Regions from separate parts of the Homo sapiens genome. Here region 1 is linked to region 2. A link is an interaction called in ENCODE POLR2A ChIA-PET data of the cell type or tissue named here. Cell type or tissue: MCF 10A. All regions are shown on one strand. Each heading gives the region's core, and the rest is flanking DNA. Links, peaks and the distances in the headings are about the cores only.

Evidence for each region. ChIA-PET counts read pairs that join two places held together with the same protein. Peaks named below come from ENCODE experiments on the same cell type or tissue, not always from the same donor. Only the 100,000 strongest peaks of a DNase experiment are listed, where the experiment ranks them.
Region 1: POLR2A ChIA-PET joins it to region 2 with 7 read pairs; 2 of 35 experiments call an interaction of 5 or more read pairs at or near these places.

The regions. Positions count from the first base shown.
Region 1 is chr3:69,358,652-69,369,738 of GRCh38, forward strand. The region is part of intron 1 of FRMD4B (FERM domain containing 4B); the gene reads right to left. Among named protein-coding and RNA genes, the nearest start is that of FRMD4B, 22 kb to the right of the region's middle. In MCF 10A, for the core only: no CTCF peak of the experiment used is centred there; a DNase peak (open chromatin) is centred at 5,900.
Region 2 is chr3:69,206,807-69,217,893 of GRCh38, forward strand. FRMD4B (FERM domain containing 4B) reads right to left here. Exons shown (of 23, transcript NM_015123.3): 11 at 9,457-9,543. Among named protein-coding and RNA genes, the nearest start is that of LMOD3, 90 kb to the left of the region's middle. In MCF 10A, for the core only: no CTCF peak of the experiment used is centred there; a DNase peak (open chromatin) is centred at 5,835.

The sequences.
Region 1 (11,087 bases), core at 3,230-8,229, 150 kb after region 2:
CTTGAGCCTGGGAGGTTGAGGCTGCAGTGAGCCAAGACTCTGCCACTACACTTCAGCCTGGGTGACACAGTGAGACCCTGCCTCAAAAACAAACAAATAAACAAACAAAAAAAGAAGTGGGACCTTCAAGACATGATAATGGATTATTAATTCATTGTCACAGAAGTAGATGAGTTATCATGGAGGTGGGCTTCTAATAAAAGATAAGTTCAGCCCACATTTTTCCTGTTTCTTCCTGTGAACCTGTGCACCCTTCTGCCTTCAGCCATGGGATGACCCTGCCAGATGCCAGTGCCATGTTGTTGGACTTCCCAGCCTCCAGAACCATGAGCCAAATAAATCTGTTTTCTTTATAAATTACCCAGTCTGTGGTATTTGGCTATAGACACAGAAAAGATATGTAGAGTCTGGTAAATTATGTAGCTAGCTCTGCTGGGCATGGTGCTAAGTGGTGGGGGAACAGCAGTGAGCAGGAGAGGTATCCAGAGGGTGGCATGAAACAAAAAATAATTTAATTCATAAATGAGGTAATTTCAGACAAGAGTAAGACTTAGGAGGAAAATAAAGCAGGAGGACATGATAAAGAGGGGTGGAGAACGCTGTATGGGGAGAGTGAGCTCCTGGATTAAGACTGGAGGTCAGGAAAGAGCCAGCCACAGGTTAGTTGGTTTCAGGACCATTTCTGCCTTGTTCAGGGCTATAACACGTGGAACCTGGAAAGTTCTCAACTAATATTTTGAATGAATAGAACTTCTGTTTAAAAAGGAAAAGTACCAAATACAGAAAATTAATTCATAATTTAGTACAAACTGGGACTGACCGATAAGGAACATTTAAGTTTATTTAAGGTCTCCTTCAGGATCACATGTTTTAGCAGCTGGAGGGGGTGCACTATGTCCAGGAAAAACAACCCTGATGGAAAAGTTCATTACTCATATTCCCCTCTAGACAGAAAAAGAGGGAAAACTTTTGTGCTCGGCGAATTTTCTTGTTTTCTTAACCATAAATGGAAAAACAGAGATGAAAAGAGGTAGGGAGAGAAGCAGGCATGATAGGGGTTTCCTTTCTGTCTGTTTCACAGGTTGAAGGCCATGACTTTTGACTTGGTTTTACCATAAGGCACGTGCAGTTTTTTAGGTGACGCACATAAACTTTGTAAAATTGAGTCTCATCTCTGTGTTTGGAAAAATGAAGAGAAAAGGGTATTCAAAGTTCATTCTTGAAATCCATTTTACAAATGGGAAACTGAAGCACGGAGATGTCTGGTAGCATAAGTCTCCCCAGTTGGGGGTAGAAGAACAGGATTTGAACCCAGGGCCCATGCTCTTACAAATGGCCTTTCCATTTGGCCATTGTAGACAAGGTGGAATGCATCCAGGGGTTAACACTCAGGCATTCTGTTAGATTTCCTTCCTGTCTTTCTGCAGAACCTGGAGTTTTGTTTTCCCCTTTCTCTCTCCCTTTGTATTCCTTTAAAACCAAAACAAAAAAGTTTTTGTAGTGGAAAATTTCAAGTACACACAAAAAGTCAAAGACCAGTGTCATAACCACCTCCCATTTTTCCACCTAGTTTCAAGTTATCAACACCTGGCTAATATTGTTTCATTTATATTCTTGCCTACTTTCTGTCCTCCTATATGTATTATTTTGAAGCAAAACCAAGACTTAAGTAATTTCATCTGTAAATAATTCAATATAAAAGATAAGGACTCTTTTTTAAACATAACCCTAAATACTTAAAAAAGTTAACAGTAATTCCTTAATATCATCAGATCTCTAGTCTTCAAATATCCAATTATCTGATTAATGTCTTTTTTCCCCAAGTTTGTTTGAATCAAAATAAAAAAAAGCTCCACATTTTGCAACTGGTTGATATTTTCCTTAGGTCTCTGTTAACCTACAGGTTCCTGTTCCATCCATCTCTCTCTTTTTCTCTCCTCTCTCTCTCATTGCAATTCATTTGTTGAAGAAACTAGGCTGTTTATCCTGTAAATTCTCCTAGCACCTAAGTTTTGCTGATTGCATTCCCTTGGTGTCACTTAAATGTTCCTCTGTTTACCATGGTTCCTGTAGGTTGGTTGAGTCCCAAGGCTTTATCAGATTTCAGTTAGATCTTTTTTGGCAATACTATCTCATAGGTCGCCACTTGTGTTTTTTCATTAGAAGAGCCATTTCTTTTTGTGACATTAGCAGCTGCTAATGCTCAACAGCTATATCATTTAATTAATTAGAAGTGGCAGTATGATGGCATTCTAATTCTATTATCCCTTACTTACTAGTGAGAATATTTCTATAATGAGAGATTTTTTTCCTTATCTATTAATTGGTTACCCAGTAGTATAATTCATACAAGAAAGGCAGAGAAAATGTTTGACTCTTTATCTTTATTTGCCAGTTTCCAAAATAACGAGTTGGGTACTTTCAAGGGTGGTCAAAGTGCATTTTGTCATTATGAACATATGCATTTAAATATAATTTATGTGTTTCAATCCATTAAAGTTATTTTCTTTTTTTAAAATTTTCTTTACTGATATTCAGATTGGGCCATTTTGGTGAGTGAGAGCCTCTTCAAGCCAGTTTCCAAGTCCTTGTGACATGGTTTTAGTAGTATTTGTCAGCTTCCTTGCTACCAGTAGTATTTGTCAGCTTCCTTGCTACCTGGGATAAAAAGATGCTCATCTTGTGCATTTACTACTCAAAACCTGGGCAGTGTCTGTTACTGCTTTTTGTTTCATTTAGAAAATTACACTATAAATGATGCATAATAAAAATACATATTTTAGGTATTACAGCCATGTTATCCACATCCCCCCCAAGATATAAAACTTTTCCAGAAAGCTACCTCTGCCAATCTTTCCCTACCTCCCATAACAACCACTATTCAGATTTCTATCACAATAGATTAGTTTTTCCTGTTGTAGAACTTCATACAAATTGAATTATGGAGTATGTATTTTTTAATACCTGGCTTCTTTTACTGAGCAAAATGTTTTTGATATTCATTCATGGTGTTGCATGTATTAGCAATTCATTCATTTTCTGATCGCTGAGTAGTATCCATTGCATGAATATAGTATAGTTTATTTATCTCCTCTCTTGTTAATGGAAATCAGTTGTTCTCAGTTTGGGGGTATTAGAAGTTATAAGCTATGAATATTCTTTTACAAGCTGTGTGTGTATGCATGTGTGTGCACATGCATATGTTTTCATTTCTCTTGAATAAATGTGCATGAATAGAGCTAACAGATCATAGGATGAATGTACGTTTAACTGCCAAATAATTTCCTAAAAGGTCATACCATTTTACACTGCCAATATATGAGAGATCTGGTTATCCCACATCTTTGCCAAAATGTGGTATTATAGGTCTTCTTAATTTTAGTTATTTTAGTGACTGTGAAGTAGTAGAAGCATTTGTGTTTAAGTGACTTTTTGTTTGCACAGGTATAGGTTTAGGTGATAATTGTAGATTAATAATAACAAGCACTTATATAGTACTTCATATGTGCCATACTCTGTTCCTGTTTATTATAAATATAAACTCCACAATAACTTTGAGGTCGGGACTATTATTATTATCTCCATTTTACAGATGAGAACACTGAGGCATAGAGAGGTTAAATAACTTACATGAAATCACAGCCAGGAAGTAGCAGATGAAGGCTTTGAACCTACACAGTTTGGCTCCAAATTTCAGGCTCTTGACTTGTGTGCTCTTCTGCCTCTCACAATTGTTAATTGGAATCCTTTCCAGTTCTCTAGCATTTCACTGAGACACTGGTAAATATTTCTGGTTAAGACAACTATCACGAAGTCAGGAGCTCGAGACCAGCCTGACCAACATGGTAACACCCCATCTCTACTAAAAGTACAAAATTAGCTGGGCACGGTGGCGCATGCCTGTAATTCCAGCTACTCAGGAAGCTGAGGCAGGAGAATCGCTTGAAACTGGAAGGCGGAGGTTGCAGTGAGCCGGGATCGTGCCACTGCACTCCAGCCTGGGTGACAGAGTGAGACTCCATCTCAAAACAACAACAACAAAAAGCCAACCCCCCCCCCAAAAAAACAAACAAAAAACAAAAACAAACTATCATGTTAATTTAAAAATCCCATACTTTTTAAAATAAAGAACTGTGAATTTTAAACAATTTCTTTCTATTCCTGCCCATCTTATTCTGAACTTAAACATTTTCCTTATATCAGCACATCTCCAATTTTTATTATATGTTTCCTAAAAAGTTTTTCATTTTGAATACTTTTGTTGTTGTTGTTGGACAATTCTTCTATAAGTCCTGACCTTCAAGTCCTGAGCTTATATTGTATCAGAATGCTTTTTACAGTAAAAAAAAAAAAAACAAACAAAAAGTGAAAATAACTTTAATAATATGGATCTATATTCTCAGTATCTCCAGGTAGGGCAGTGCCAAGGTTGGTGAGGTCAACAGATTAGCAATATCGTAAAAGTCCCAGGCTTCTTCTATTTTTCCACCCGGCCCATTCTTCTTACGTAACATTCCCTCATGGTTGCAATATAGCTGCCATCCTTGAAGCTCTCACATCTCCACTCCAAAAAAAAGGATCACTTCTTTTTACCATGTTTTTTTTTTTTTTTTAAATAGAGATGGGTCTTGCCATGTTGCCCGGGCTGGTCTTGAACTCCTGAGCTCAAGTGATCCTCCCATCTTGACCTCCCAAAGTGTTGGGATCATAGGTATGAGCCTCTGCACCTGGCCTCCATGCCTTTTTTTTTTTTTTTGAGACGGAGTCTTGCTCTGTTGCCCAGGCTGGGGTGCAGTGGCACAATCTCAGCTCACTGCAAGCTCCGCCTCCTGGGTTCACGCCATTCTCCTGCCTCAGCCTCCCGAGTAGCTGGGACTACAGGCGCCTGCCACCACGCCTGGCTAATTTTTTGTATTTTTAGTAGAGACGGAATTTCACCATGTTAGCCAGGATGGTCTCAATCTCCTGACCTCGTGATCCGCCTGCCTTGGCCTCCCAAAGTGCTAGGATTACAGGCGTGAGCCACTGCACCTGGCCCAGCCATGCCTATTTTCAAGAACAGACAGCTTTTTAAGAAATGGCTCCCCATTGACCAGAGCTGGGTCCTATGTTTACCCTTAACCAATCCCTGGCAGAGGAATAAGGTCATCATGACTAGCTTCAACCACAGCTTCAAAACCAGTGTACTGAGGCAACAGGTGTACTGAGCTATTGGTCTTTTCAGGACTGGAGGCAGCCAGAGACAATTTGGTGATCACCTCCAGCCTGAGCAGCTTCTTCCATTTACTCCAGGTGCCACACAAACACTATCATTTTCTGTGTATTCTATGACATCAGAGAAAGTAGGGAAGCACTGGGTTAGAGACCAATCAATCAGTATTTACCCAAGTTATATGGGCAAGGGGGTGATATTGATCCCTGAACCAAATCAGGCCTCTCAGGATGAAAGAAGCAAAGAATGGATGTTTAAATCAGGCTTAGAAAATGAACACAAAACAAGAGAACCCACAGGGAGCAAAGTAACAAGTTATGTCACGCGACTATCTTGCCTGTCCCACTCACCTCAGTTACTGCCTTGATGATTCTGACTTCCAAACATCCTGTCCTTTTAGCTCAAACTCAGAAGACAGGAACATGCAAGTTTAGCCAAGCTGAACCAGGGGACAGACAGAGGACAAGCTGGCCCCTTGGTGGCCACGGCAGGAAGCATGCGCTGGGACCTGCCATTTTGCCATCTGCCTGGTGGGCACCTCCAGAAGGGAGACTGGGTGCTAATGGTATGCCAGTGGTGAGTGAGCAGCTAAAAAATATGACAAAAACATTCATTGGGAAACTTCCTGCAGCAATTCCAGTTTGCCTCTGAGTCAGCCTGGCTCTGGTTAAAGTCTATATACAAACAAATCTGTGGGTCAACCCATCTTCACCCTCAGGGCACTATCTCCAGAATAACCATGGCATTAATGGGATCAGCAGTTTCAATCATCTCCTGAGTAATCAGTTCTGGTGCCTCCCCAAATGAGACAAATGACAGTTTCATGGTCGCTCGTGGCTATGAAATCTCATCGAGACAATTCGACTCTGGTTAAATTATATTTAAGTTAATAAATATGAATTTAGATGGCCAAAGAAGCTCAAAAACCCCTGGGCATCTAAGACAAAAAAGAAAAAATAAATGGTGCAGCATTCTGTTCTCCTACCCCAAGCTTTCTCACTTGTTTTTTTAAAAAAATAAATAAAGGCCTTGGTGATTCCTTCTCAGTTCATCTAAATGAAGTTTAGGCCATTTACAGAAGAGATAAAACAAAATTGCTGAAATTCACTAAACAGTAAAGGAGGAAACCACAATATGAAACCGAATAGTATAGTGATTATAAAAAGCAATAACTATTCTCAGCCATTTCTAAAGCTTAAGATTTTAGTGCATAACAGAGAGGCTGTGTGAACATCTATCTTTATGGCACTTGGGTTTTAACCAGCAATGCTCTATATAAACCTATTTTAACTATACAAGGAAATTCCATATCACTCTGAGATGACAAATATTCTCTAGGAGACTAAAACCTGCTCTCAAGTCTGGCTCTAAAATTGTTCTCAAACCAATTTATACTGTGACAAAACACAGTATGTGTTTCCCCCAATGTTATCGGGCAAGAACAACTCCAGTATTCCAAGTATCATGGTCCTTAAGAAAGTTATGGAAATTGGACATCTCTACTAATAAATGAAGTAAAATAAAAACAAATAAAATGTACATTTTTGGCCAGCAGACTGGTATAAATCAAAGTTGCTAGCTAGAATGTGGACAAGAATGATTCTTATTCACTTGGTAGTAGCATAAATAGATACAACCTTTGTTTTTTTTCTTTTTTTTGAGATGGAGTCTTGCTCTGTTGCCCAGGCTGGGGTGCAGTGAAGCAATCTCGACTCACCACAAACTGCCTCCCGAATCAAGCAATTCTCCTGCCTTAGCCTCTGAATAGCTGGGATTACATGCGCACTTCACCACGCCTGGCTAATTTTAGTATTATTACAGACGGGGCTTCACCATGTTGGCCAGGCTCATCTTGAACTCTTGACTTCAAGTGATACACCCGCCTCGGCCTCCCAAAGTGCTGGGATTACAGGTGTGAGCCACCGCACTCAGCTGTGGAATTTTCGGAAAACCAAATTCCTTCCAAATTCCAGCAATATCATTTCAAAGTATTCACTTCACAGAAATGCTCCCACAAATGTTTTATGTATAAGAATGGTTACTGTAGCATTGTCTTAGTAAAAATTAGAAACAGGTCAAGCATGGTGGCTTATGCCCGTAATCCCAGCACTTTGAGAGGCTGAGGAGGGGGCAGATCATTTGAGGCCAGGAGTTTGAGATCAATCTGGCCAACATGGAAAAACCCCACCTCTACAAAACACACACACACACACACACACACACACACACACACACACACACACAAAATTAGCTGGTCATGGTGGCACAGGCTTGTAATCCCGGCTACTTGGGAGGCTAAGGCAGGAGAATTGTTTGAACCCAGGAGGCGGAGGTTGCAGTGGGCCGAGATTGCATCACTGCACTCCAACCTAGGCAACAGAGCAAGGCTCTGTCTCAAAAAACAAAAACAAAAACAAAAACAAAAAAAATTGACAACAACTTAATGTCCATCAATAGGAGACTGATGTAATTATTAAAAATTAATTATGGTTCATTCATACCATTGAATATACAACACTTATTAAAAATAATGACATATATCAGTATGTAAGACATGTAAGTAAATACATTTTAGAATAAATTATGTGGGGTGATCTCACCTCGTGATCATGGTATCTCCCCTGCCAGGTAAGTATAGGGTGATCTCACCTCTGTAAAAATTTATATTATAATGATATGATATGTATGTCACTATAGGTTTAGAAAATATCTGGCAAATATATGCCCTGTTAATAACCATTAAAGAACCTTCATGTTCTAAGCCATGCATATCTCTAACAATTAAATTTATTAACATATGTTGCTTTAATGATAAAAACTCTATAGTTCTTAAAAGAGCACAAACACGACCTTTTTTTTCAATAGTATTCATATCAATAATAATTAATAGTCTTTGTATTTTTCTTGTTGTTTTGTTTTGTTTTTAGACAGGGTCTCACTCTGTTGCCCAGGCTGGAGTGCAGTGGGATGATCACAGCACACTGCAGCCTCAACCTCCTGGGCTCAAGTGATCCTCCCACCTCAGCCTCCTGAGTAGCTAGAACTACAGGTGTTGCCACTATGCCCGACTAATTTGTATTTTTTGTAGAGATGAAATTTTGCCATGTTGCCCAGGCTGGTCGTGAACTCCTGGACTCAAGTGATCCACCCATCTCAACCTCCCAAAGTGTTGGGTTTACAGGTATGAGCCACCGTGCCAAGTGAACAATCATTTTTAAATGGACATACTAGACAAACACTTGGAGACACTACTACCTTCTGGCACTGTGTGAATGGACACAAAGTTAAATTAAACAGATCTTTATTCTCCAGAAATGGTCTACACAAGAGCCTGGATCAAATGTTTTGAATAGGACATTTTACAAAATTGTAAAAATATTATAGATATTCTTGCTATAAAATATTTGATTTCAGAATAATATGAAAGTAAGAGAAGCAGAAACTTCTCCTTCATCCACTTACACTTCCCAGAGGTAAAAATTATTTATTAATAATTTGGGCTATACATGTCCAGCCCCATCCCTCCACACATACATGAACACATACATACACACATTGCTTGCATATATCCATAACAATACACATACATACATATATACATACACATGTACACATCCCATATATTGTCTTGTACTTTGTTTTTGTTTTTACCCAAAAAATATATCATTGACAATTATCTGGGCCAATATTTTTGTTTTTACCCAAAAAATATATCATTGACAATTATCTGGGCCAATATTTTTGTTTTTACCCAAAAAATATATCATTGACAATTATCTGAGCCAATTTTCAACTCCATTCTCTCTCCTGATCTCATAGAATCCCATAGTACCGAGGTACTGTCATTTAATGAACTATTCTGTTTATTCTCACTGCTTTGCTATTTGAAATATGAAAATATGAAAATCCTTGCACGTGCGCCATTACATGAGAATGTCCTTAGGAGGATTTCCTGAAATGGAAATGCTTGGTCATAGAGAACAAATATCTTACATTTTGACTGGAAACAACTAGACTGTGCTATAAAAAGGTTGCAACAATTTATCAGATCAATCATAATTTAATGCTTCTGCTTTAAAATATCCATTTCCTCTCATTCTTATTTTAGGTAATTTCACCTATATGACATATATCAGTATGTAAAACATGTTATAGTCCCATTTCTGGGATGCTTTTCCTTCTCTCTTTTTTTATTTTACCTCTTTTCGTGGCCAAGGCCTTTTTCTAAACTATAATTTATTGAGTTCTTTTCATGTTCTAGGCATCTGTTTAAGCAGTCACATGGCACTCTCCCATTTAAACCCGACAACATCACGAGATATCATGTTCCCATTTTACAGATGAGGAAACTGAGGCTCAAATGGGTTGAGAAACATGCTCTGAGTTACCCAGCCAGTAAAGGACGTGGGCCAGCATTGGAACTCATACCACCTGACTCCAATATCCTTAGCTCCCACAGGATATGTGCAAATCACACAAAGGAAACAGATAAAGCTGTTCATCCCATTACAACATCTATTAGAACAGACTGATGACATTAGACAGCAGTAAATAATGAATGCAGCTGCTGTGGCTGAGGAAGGCACTGTGGTTTCCCAGGCCACATCCTCTGTCTTTTTTCTCACAGATCCCTCAAGCCTGTGCCTACCCCCCTTGTCGTTCTTGGACAGGTGCTTTGCATACTTCTTGAACAAATGCAATTGCCACATTTTGAGTATGTCTCACTCTTCTGCCTTACACTTGATACTCAGTCCTCCCCAGTGAAGTAGCCCATGGCATACTCCCACTTCACAGACAAGCCAGGCAAGCCAATAATGTGGGAGCTTCAGCACATAACTCTCTGGAGTGCAGTGGTGCAATCACGGCTCACTGCAACCTCAACCTCCTGGGCTCAAGCAATCCTCCTGCCTCAGCCTCTTGAGTAGCTGGGACTACAGGTACACACCACCATATCTGGCTAATTTTTTGGGTATTTTTTGTAGAGATGAGGTTTGACCATGTTGCCCAGGCTGGTCTTGAACTCTTGGGCTCAAGCAATTCTCTCACCTCGGCCTCCCAAAGTGCCGGGATTAAAGGCATGAGCCACAGGGCCCAGCTTGTTTTCTTCTTTTTAATCAAAGGAAACAGATGAAGTTGTTTATCAAATTTTCATTTGCTAAACTTCATCAAAATTAATAGTAATTTTCTAAAGAATACACCTATTATGGAGTCTAACCATATTATTTGCACTGATGATTTCAGAGTCATACTATAAGTTTAAAAGTAATGCTGAAGGTTGGTGGAAAAAAAGCGAAAGCTATCTTTAGTGAATATGTTGGCTCATGGTTTTACTTTCTGGAAAAACTTCAGATACACAGTCCTATCTATACATAAATACATACATGTATTTGTACATTTTTCATATGTCATACATTAAGTATGCACACATATTTATTTCTTCATAGATTTAAGCATGACCTATTTAGCTCAGAGAAAAAACAAAGAAAAGGCCAGGAGAAAAGAAAAAAGGGTAGAAAGAACATAATTAAATTTGATTTACTTAAAACACAATGCACAGATAAAAGTGTGGTGAATTTTTGTAACCTAATTTAGTATATAAGCCTGAAAAAATTAAACTGATGCAACTGTGTGCTGAATAAAGGAGACTGTTCAGATTCTGGCACTAACATCTCAAGAAAAAAAAGATTTTTGAAACTCAGAGTTGGTTTCTGAAGTTTATTGAAGGAAAAACACATTCACTAAAAAATAAAAAAATCTCATTCCCAAAAAGAATTTGAGAGCAAAATCTTATGAGCTCGGCTGGAACTATATCTGGCATCAATACCTAGAAAGTTCAAAATATAAAAATCCTAAGGAAGAAATAGCTTCATAAATT
Region 2 (11,087 bases), core at 3,627-8,626:
ATAAAGCACTCATTTAGGGCCCCTGTAAATGCATTGGGCTTAATACATTTTTTTTTGGTGGAGGGGAGCATAAAATCAGGTACATGGCACTCTATGGTTAGAAATGTAAAGATAGATGAATTTAACAACTTTAGCTTATCAGTGAAGCCTTGCTACCAAAAAAAAGTCCCAAACCAGCCAATCATTGGTCACAAGTATATAATAAAGAAACTTTGGACAAGCACAATGGCTCACGCTTATAATCCCAGCACTTTGGGAGGCTGAGGTGGGAGGATCACTTGAGGCCATGAGTTCAAGACCAGCTTGGGCAACATAGTGAGACCCTGTCTCCATAACAGAATTTAAAAAATTAGTGGGACACAATGGCACATGCCTATAGTCCTAGCTACTTGAGAGGCTAAGGTGGGAGGATTGCTTGAACTGAGGAGTTTGAGGCTGCAGTGAACTATCATTATGACTCTGCACTCCAGCCTGGGCAACAGAGTTAGAACCTATGTCTTTAAAAAAAAAAAAAAAAGAAAGAAAGAAAGAAAATAAATCTTTACTGTTTATGCCTCTTCATAGAACTATTTTTTACAGTGCTTTATGTACTAATTGCTTTTCTCTGCATTCAGACTAGTCAATCCTATTTATGAGCTATCTTTCATTTTTCTTCATGTGCCAACAGTTCAACCATGTGGTAAATGCTTAGACATGTAAAGGAATAGAAAAAACAATGGACAGTCAGGCACCGTGGCTCATGCCTGTAATCCCAGCACTTTGGGAGGCCGAGGCGGGTGGATCACGAGGTCAAGAGATCGAAACCATCTTGGCCAACATGGTGAAACCCCGTCTCTACTAAAAATACAAAAATTAGCTGGGCGTGGTGGGACATGCCTATACTCCCAGCTACTCGGGAGGCTGAGGCAGGAGAATCACTTGAACTTGGGAAGCAGAGGTTGCTGTGAGCCAAGATCGGGCCAATGCACTCCAGCCTGGTGACAGAGTGAGACTCCGTCTCAAAAAAAAAAAAAAGAAAAAACAATGGACATCTGATGGTTCTGCCTGTCTGGCAGCCACTTCCTTTTCTTCTAGCAGCATCTTCCATTTCTACACGGAACTCCGTAAGCTCCAGCTACAGTGGTGTGCAGTGGCGCCATCTTGGCTCACTGTAACTTCCGCTTCCTGGGTTCAAGCAATTCTCTTGCCTCAGCCTCCCAAGTAGCTGGGATTATGGGCACCCGCCACCATGTCTGGCTAATTTTTGTATTTTTATTTTTATTTTATTTATTTTTTTAGACAGAGTCTCACTCTGTCACCCAGGCTAGAGTGCAATGGTGTGATCCTGGCTCACTGCAACCTCCACCTCCCGGGTTCAAGCAATTCTCCTGCCTCAGCCTCCTGAGTAGCTGAGATTACAGGCACCCACCACCACACCCGGCTAATTTTTTGTATTTTAGTAGAGACGGGGTTTCACCATGTTGGCCAGGCTGGTTTCCAACTCCTCACCTCAGGTGATCTACCCACCTCGGCCTCCCAAAGTGCTGGGATTATAGGCATGAGCCACCACGCCTGGCCTAATTTTTGTATTTTTAGTAGAGATAGGGTTTCACCATGTTGGCCAGGCTGGTCTGGTACTCCAGACCTCAAGTGATCCGCCTACGTCGGCTTCCCAAAGTGCTGGGATTATAGGCTGAGCCACTGCAACCAGCCTTCTCCTGGGTTTCTAACATGCCTATCTCCTTCCCATCGGCATACCCTGTTCTTTGATGAGAACAAGCCATACTGTTCTTTATGAGCTTTCTGCCCTTCGGGTCTCAGGTTAAACATCACCTTCCTCAGAGAGGCTTTCCCTGAACACACCAAATGTCCCCTCCCTGCATCCCATTACTGTCCCCCATCTCATTTGTTTCCATCAAAGATAATTACAAATTTATGTCTTTATTTCTTTGCTTACTTGTTTCTCACCAACCATCCCTCCAAAGACTTCAAAGGAAACAAATACAGTGTGACAGAAACTACTGATCTCCCCTAGGATCTATTTTTCCTTATTTTTAGTAATAGAACATCTTGAGTTATGCCAGGCGCGGTGGCTCACACCTGTAATCCCAGCACTTTGGGAGGCTGAGGCAGGCGGATCAGGAGGTCAGGGGTTCGAGGCCAGCCTGGCCAACGTGGTGAAACCCCATCTCTACTACAAATACAAAAATTAGCTGGGCGTGGTGGCGTGCGCCTGTAGTCCCAGCTACTCAGGAGGGTGAGGCAGAAGAATGGCTCGAACCTGGGAGGTGGAGGTTGCAGTGAGCCAAGATCACGCCACTGCACTCCAGCCTGGGCAACAGAGCGAGAATCCATCTCAAAAAAAAAAAAAAAAGAACATCTTGAGTTAAAGCTTTGCCCAGGGCCACCCACCTAGAGACAATACCACCCAGCTGCCCTTGCACTCAGAGTTGGTACTTTCCAAATGACAGAGGAGCCTGCCTAGGCCTCCCTCTTTCCATCTTCTTCACCAATACCTAACCAATTTTCTAAAAGTTCCATGTTTTACGAGAACTGCTTAAAATTCTAATTGCGATCAACTATGGGAGGGGAAGAGAAAGACCATGCTGTACAATACACTTTCTATAAATTAAAGTATGGTGTGGAGGGGAAAATAACCCACTCAGTGAAATAACTCACTAACTCATTGGGTCCTCACAATGATCTGTGAGGTGGACAGCAGACAAGAGTTATCTCAATTTGATAGCTGAAAAAAATGAAGGCCCAGAAAGTTGAGTGACAGCTCTGAGTCAGCCAGCTGGTAAGTGGAAATGCAGAACTGGTTCTTATTTCAAATCCATGCTGTAGGATGGGAGTTCTCCTCCCACTGACTCTGCAGAAGGTTTTAACAATCAGATTGATTACTGGTGTGGTTAAAGCTTAGATACACACTTTATAAACAGGATGGACCAGTCTCTGGTTGACATTCTAAAATCCAATTATTTTCTTCCATACCATGCTTTATTTGGCATTAATGTAGAAAGAGAACAACCCATGTTCTCTTCTCCTACAGTTAATCTCATCTAGAATTTCAGCAGTGTCAGAAGTAGCTTCTAATCTAGGTCCAAGGTGGTATGGTCATGGTGGAAAGAAGAGCTTAGAAATGCTCAAGATAGCTGTGCTTAAAGAAATAACCAAGTCACTGTCTTTAAATAAAATAACCTTGTAGTTGTATGAGAAGAAAACAGGAAGACTTTTGTGCTTGTTACTTAATTCATTTGGCTTTAGGGATTTGGGAATTCCAATATATATAGAGACAGAAACAGAAAGCTAAGAGACTTTTCCCACCTTCACATGCCCTGTGGTGATGAAGTTCACCTCAAGTCTTTCTTGGCATGATATAAGGCAAAAAGATACTTATCTTGAGAAGCATTTTGTCCCACTATGGACACCTCGACAGTATGTCATTTTATCTCTGCCATCTGACAGGCTCTGGTTTTCCAGGGGAAGTATTTGCCGAAGGGATACAAATCTGTCATGACATAGACTAATACTTGGCTCAGTCTCTGACCCACTGTCTGCTTCTTTATGAAGAACAGACATTTTTCCTTGAAATACTGAACAATAAATACTTAGAAGGAACACAAGGCTGCTTTTTTTTTTTTCTTTAAGTGAAACTTCATCAGTCTCTAAGTCCAAATGTCTTACCATTTGGAATTCAGTTGAGTTCTGGTACGTTTTCACATTCTCTAAGAGTTTGCAATGACATATTCATACACAAAGGGAGGATTAAAAAGTAAAGCTGCTTATTGTCTTAATTTTTAATACCCTGAATGTTTGTGGTTTGTAATTTTGGATTAAAAATTTTTCCTTTAATTTGCGTCACACCTTCAGGCATGATGCTTAATGAATTAGGAGGTGAAAGAAGTGCTCACACATCTCCGAAAACAGAAAATTTGAGGGTGGAGGCCGGGTGTAGTGGCACACATCTCTATTCCCAGAACTTTGGGAGGCTCAGGCAGGTGGATCACCTGAGGTCAGGAGTTCGAGACCAGCCTGACCAACATGGTGAAACTCCATCTCTGCTAAAAATACAAAATTAGCCAGGCATGGTGGCGCATGCCTGTAATCCCAGCTACTTGGGAGGCTGAGGCAGGAGAATTCCTTGAACCCGGGAAGCAGGGGTTGCAGTGAGCTGAGCTGAGCTCGTGCCATTGCACTCCACCCGGGGCAACAAGAGTGAGTGAAATGCCATCTCGAAAAAAAAAAAAAAAAAGAAAGAAAATTTGAGAGTGGATTCTTAGTACACTAAAGCTGTGGGCTTGTAGCAATGTTGTGTCCCTCTCTAACCAGTGATCCAAGAATATTTCCCATACTCTTTTATTGTCTGTCTTCTCACTACTACTAATGATGATGGCGTATCAGCTATGGTGCTAAATTTGTCCTCTAGGTCTTACAACCACCCTACACAGTTGGTGGCAATACCCTTGTGCAGATGAGAAAACCACTTTTAAAGAGAGATTAAACAACATGCTCAAGGTGGCACAGTAAATAGACACCAGGGGCAGAGGTTGGGATGTCTCCCAAACTCTTTCCCTGCATCACTGTACTACACTACACACTGGTTGAAAACAACTTGTTGGCACCCCAGACTGGCAAAAAAAAGCCATATAAATAAAAGACTTGAAGAGCATCTGCTGGATGCCCTGGGAGGTCAAACAAATACCTCCCTGCCCTTAACATTCACAGGTGATAACTGATACAGAAAGGTCTGAAGGTCACTGCTGGGAGATCTTGGAACAACTCCTTTTCAAAACAGCCTTTCGGCATCAGTTTTCTTATTCTTAGTACTTATTCTCAGTAAATTTCCCTTCTTCTGGCCTGCTTTTAAGCCACATAATTGTAACAAGACGGGATGTGGCTCAAGAGGCTGAGCACCTTAAGGCCTCTCATTATAGCCTTTGTTTCATTACAGTTTGCCAATTTGACCTTCATTCCTGCTGGTCCATTGGTAAACTTGCAGCCTGCACAGGTCCACACAAACAGCTGAAGCATGATCCTCCTTTAATAGAAGGCTGTGCTCATGGTCCTTTAAATTATGCATTCTTTCATTTGTGCAAACTAGGCCAGGAGAGGGACTTGTAAAACAGCCTCAATCCTTACATTGTCTGGACATAAAAAATAAATATATGGAAGCAAAATCCATTGTCAGATTTTAACAAAAGAAGAAAGGAAGAAATAAACAATGGCACAGAGTAGACACCCCCCAAAAAAAAAAACGGAGAAAGAGAAGGCAAGAAAGTGATAACATGGGCCGGGCATGGTGGCTCACGCCTGTATTCCCAGCACTTTGGGAGGCCCGAGGCAGGTGGATTGCCTGAGGTCAGGAGTTCGAGACCAGCTTGGCCAGCATGGTGAAAACCTGTCTCTACTAAAAATACAAAAATTAGCCAGGCATGGTGGCAGGCACCTGTAATCCCAGCTTCTCGGGAGGCTGAGGTAGGAGAATCACTTGAACCCAGGAGGTGGAGGTTGCAGTGAGCCAAGATCGTGCCATTGCACTCCAGCCTGGGCAACAGAGCGAAACCCCGTCTCAAAAAAAAAAAAAAAAAAAAAGAAAAAAAAAAAGAAAAAAAAGAAAAAAAGCGATAACAAAAGATGGACTGTGTAGGGTCTTTTTAAAAATGGAGTGGCATGTTTTGGAACTGAAATAAAAAAACCCTGCAAATCCAAAAAAGGAAGTAGCTTCTGACCCTTTTCTAGACTCTGGAATGAACAAGCAAAACTGATTATGATCAGTGTCAAGAAGTATTTGCCAATTTCTATGAAACTGTGAACGTAAAGAAAGGCCTGTGAGTCATAAGTACAGGAGAGGAAATTAACTGCAATATTTACTGTGCAGATTCTGATTCACTACTGTTTTGGGACAAAGCCTGGTTGCTGTTAGCAGATGCATTTACATTCTGCTGGAAGCTCAATCTTATCAAGCCACATTAGCTAATAAATTACTTGTGAGTTGTCCTAATATTTTACATGGAAGATTCAGAAAAACCAGTAAGACTCCTGAGTGTTATTTCTTAAGTAAAATTCAGAAGAGAAATAAGTTAGCAAAAAAATCTCAATACAAGTGAGGTCTACCTTAAGAAAACATGATAGACAGCATTTTGGTCTTGCAAAATAGATAAACTAGGGTAAGGTATTTGTTTGACTGGGTTTTTTTATTATGCTCTGCAAACTCTCTCCACTCCTACAAATGGAAACAAGTATGATGTCCATCAAAAGTGAAGTGGTTAAATAAATTATGTATTTCCACATCATGAAGCACTAGGCAGCTTTAAAAAAGTGAAAAGAAATCGGTTTATAAGTGAGCTAGAGAAATATGGCAAGGTATGAAACACTGTATATATTAGATTTCTCTGTCTTTGTAAATGCTTAGAATATACACTGACAAAATCTAAATGAACTGGTACCATTTTTTTAACAGTTGCTGGTTGTCATGGAGGAAAAATGGGGATTGCAGAAGACTTCTTCCCCTAAAGCATTTTTTTGTAGTGTTTGCTGCCATTTTTTCTTCCTTGCCCTCATGAGTATTTCTTACTCTGGGTAAAAAAAAAAAAAAAAGCTAACAATAAATAAAATTGATTTTAAAAAATATTTGAAAAAATTGGGTATCCTTCATTTCTAATATTATTGATTAGAAATTAGGTTTTAGAAGTCAATTTTGAAATATAAGCAGGAACAATAGTACTTATACTCCTCCTGGAAATTAATTAAGTATTCCTTAAATTGATCTTGGTCACAGAGCTTATAGAATAAAAATGTTAACAGTATGATTACAAACATGCTCTCTCATTGTCCTCTACTGCTTGTTGAATGATGCGCTGTTGTTTTCATTGATTTTTTTTTTTTTTTTTCTGACACAAGGTTTTGCTCTGTCACCCAGGCCGGAGTGCAGTGGCATGATCATAGTTCATTGCAGCCTCAACCTCCCAGGCTCAAGTGATCCTTCTACCTCAGCCTCCTGTATAACTGGGACTACAGGCATTTGCCACCATGCCTGGCTAATTTGTTAAGTTTTCTTTTTCTTTTTTTTTGTAGAGATGGGGTCTTGTCACATTGCTCAGGCTGGTCTTGAACTCCTGGCCTTAAGTAGTCCTCCCATCTTGACCTCCAAAAGCACTGGGATTACAGGCATGAGCCACCACCCTCGGCCTTATCAATAATTTCTAGTAAGAAGCCTCAACGCCCTACTAGCCTGATCCAGGAAAGCTGGATCAGTATTGGAGGTGGGTGGCAGAGGGGATATGGCTTTCCCTAATCTACCCTTTTGTGTTATCTGTGTCAGTTTCACAACCATAAAATGGGGAAAAGAGGGGGTTTTATTTATTTTCATAACTCATAGAAGACTGTGTGCAATGATTCAAGCTGCATGGACACTTAGAAGATGAAGAGTACGTATGATTATAGGGCTGTTTTATAAAGAGATTGGCTGTTTTTCTAACACACATGAAAGCAAGAGACAGATGGAAATTACAGGAGTTATTTAAGGCTGTGATGTCAGGTTGTGATAATGCAGGTAGCTGACCATGGTCTGTTATTAGAGGCCATTGTTTTACTCCTGTGCTTTCAGTGATGGCAGGATGGCACAGGGAGAGTGGCAAAACCAACCAGGGCAGCATGAGTCAGTCTTGATGTCACTGTCATACCAAAGGAAGCCAAGAGCAGCTGCATGGTGATCTATATGGATTCTTCAACTCTAATATGGGCAAAAACGTGTTGTACACTTGAGCTTGGATCAAGAGAAGCAGATTCAGCTGAGCACAGTGGCTCGTGCCTGTAATCCCAGCACTTTGGGAGGCTAAGGTGGGAAGATCGCTTGAGCCCAGGAGTTCAAGACCAGTCTGGGAAAAATAGTCAGACTTTGTCTCTGCAAAAAACTTTCTAAAAATGATCTGGGCATGGTAGCATGTGTCTGTAGTCCAAGCTACTTGGGAGGCTGAGGTGGAAGGATTGCTTGAGCCAGGGAAATCGAGGCTGCAGTGACCTGTGATCAGGCCACTGCACTCCAGCCAAGGGAACACAGCGAGACTCCATCTCAAAAAATAATAATAATAATGAATTTTTTTTTTTTTTGAGATGAAGTCTCACCCTGTCGCCCAGGCTGAAGTGCAGTGGCGTGATCTCGGCTCACTGCAACCTCTGCCTCCCAGGTTCAAGCAATTTTCCTGCCTCAGCCTCCCGAGGAGCTGGGACTATACGCGCATGCCGCTATGCCCAGCTCATTTTTTGTATTTTAGTAGAGACGGGGTTTCACCTTGTTGCCTTGGCTGATCTCAAACTCCTGAGCTCAGGCAACCCACCCGACTCAGCCTCCCAAAGTGCTGGGATTACAGGTGTGAGCTACCGCACCCAGCTAATAATGAATTTTTTTAAAAAAACAGCTTCATAGTAAAATTTTAAATGGACATTAATGTTAGTTATTTAACCCTGGAAATCCAAATCTGATAGATTGTGACCCTCTTTTTTTTTTTTTTTTTTTTTTTTTTGAGATGGAGTCTCTCTCTGTTGCCCAGGCTGGAGTGCGGTGGCACAATCTTGTCTCACTGCAACCTCTGCCTCCCAGATTCAAGCAATGCTCGTGCCTCAGCCTCCCGAGTAGCTAGGATTACAGATGCCTGCCACTACACGTGGCTAATTTTTGTATTTTTAGTAGAGACGGGGTTACACCTTGTTGGCCAGGCTGGTCTCAAATTCCTGACCTTCTGATCCACCCACCTTGGCCTCCCAAAGTGCTGGGATTACAGACAGGAGTCACCATGCCTGGCCTGTGACCCTTTCATAAATAGCACACAACTGATTTTTCTCTACAAAAAGCAGACATGTTCACTGCAGAAAATGGTGAAACAGAGATAATAGCAGCAGAAGAAAGAAGACTTATACCTGCATCATTGAGAGATCACTAGCACCAAAACTTTTGGGTCATGTCTTTATTATTCATTTATATGTCTACCATCCAATTCAAATATGTATATGCATAAATGTACATATAAAATTTATAAAATAAATGGCATCATCCTGTTCATACTAACATAAAATAGAAACCTAATGGTGTGTGCTTGTGGCTCACGCCTATAATCCCAGCATTTCGGGAGGCCAAGGTGGGCAGATCACTTGAGGTCAGAAGTTTGAGACCAGCCTGGCCAACATGGCAAAACCCCGTCTCTACTAAAAGTACAAAAATTAGCCGGGTGTGGTGGCGTGTGCCTGTAATCCCAGCTACTTGGGAGGCTGAGGCAGGAGACTCGCTTGAACCCAGGAGGTGGAGGTTGCAGTGAGCCACTATCAGCCCACTGCACTCCAGCTTGGGCGACAAAGTGAGACTCCATCTCAAAAAAAACCAAAAAAACCCCAACAACCTAATGGTGTGTGCTTTTCAACTATGTTGTGATTAACATGTTTTGAACAGTTCAAAGTTCTCCTAAAGTGATCCACACTTACCTTCCGAGGCTTCACCTTGTCTTGTATATCATATTGGCCAATTCCCTTATAGCTTATTCCAAGCCACCAAGGAAGTCCTTGCTTATCCTAGAAGATGAAAAAGCATGAGAACCAAGACCTAGCTGTTAACTCTTCTAGAAGTGAATAAAATTTACCAATTTCACCTCTTTTTTTTTTTTTTTTTTTTTGAGACGGAGTCTCATTCTGTCACCAGGCTGGAGTGCAGTGGCATGATCTCGGCTCACTGCAATCTCTGCCTCTGGGTTTGAGCAATTCCCCTGCCTCAGCCTCCCTAGCAGCTGGGATTACAGGTGTGCACCACCATGCCTGGCTAATTTTTTTGTATTTTAGTAGAGACGGGGTTTCACTATGTTGGCTAGGATGGTCTTGATCTCCTGACCTCATGATCCACCCACCTCAGCCTCCCAAAGTGCTGGGATTATAGGTGTGAGCCACCACACCTGGCAATTTCACCTCTTAACAAGTATCAGCAAGTCAAAATAAAGCTGTCTTGATAAACAAAACATTTAAAAACCTAACTTGTTATTAAAACACCTACTTGGAGTTTCTTCAAATAAAATCTTTAAGTTGAAATAGTCCAGGACTGTTAATACCATCAAAAAGAGTAAAGCATTACTGTTTTGATTAAACAGTTGGAGAAAATAAATAAAATGTAAGTAATTCAACTAAGAATTAATCCAGTAAAAAGCCAGTTATCCATTAAAAAAAAAAAAGCTCTTTGCCTCTTAATTAGTAACCAGTTATAAAAGGTTGGGGACGTTTCCAAAGAATTACAAAGATGAGAAAAGTGGTTCCAATTCCTGATGTTTATAAAACAATTAACAATGAACACGGGAATATCGAAAACCCTTTTGGAGAACTGTACAATTCAATGACAGGATGTTTGAATAATTGGTTTGAGGTACATACGGGGAGGTGAGTAATATTGTTTTCATAAATTTATCTTTTATGTTTTGCCAAAGCAAAGAATATACTGACACAGGAAAAGGAAAATTTAGGCTTAGACAGATACCTATATGCACACCAGAGTCAGTAGAAATTAAAGTTAAATTGGAGGCCAGGCGTGGTGGTTCATGCCTGTAATCCCAGCACTTTGGGAGCCTGAGGCAGGTGGATCACCTGAGGTCAGGAGTTCAAGACCAGCCTGGCCAACATGGTGAAACCCCATCTCCACTAAAAATACAAAAAATGAGCCAGCTGTGGTGGTGCATGCCTGTAATCCCAGCTACTCTGTGGGCTGAGGCAGGAGAATTGATCAAACCCGGGAGGCAGAGGTTGCAGTGAGCTGAGATCACGCCACTGCACTCCAGACTGGGCAATAGAGCTAGACTCCATCTCAAAAACAAACAACAAAAAAAGTTAAATTGGTACCGATTTTTAGCACAGGTATTCTCATTATGTAAATTTTCTAATTCCCCATCATTTTGAATTGTATAGAGATATGAACATTATCATAACATGAAAAGTCAATCAAGAACTGATCAATTATAAAATTATTTCTCTTCCAAACAAGATATCCTTAACACTTTCATCTCATCATCTCAAAATATGTCAATCTCTCCCTGCTTATAAACATCTGAAAATACTTTTCATCATCTCAAAATATTTGT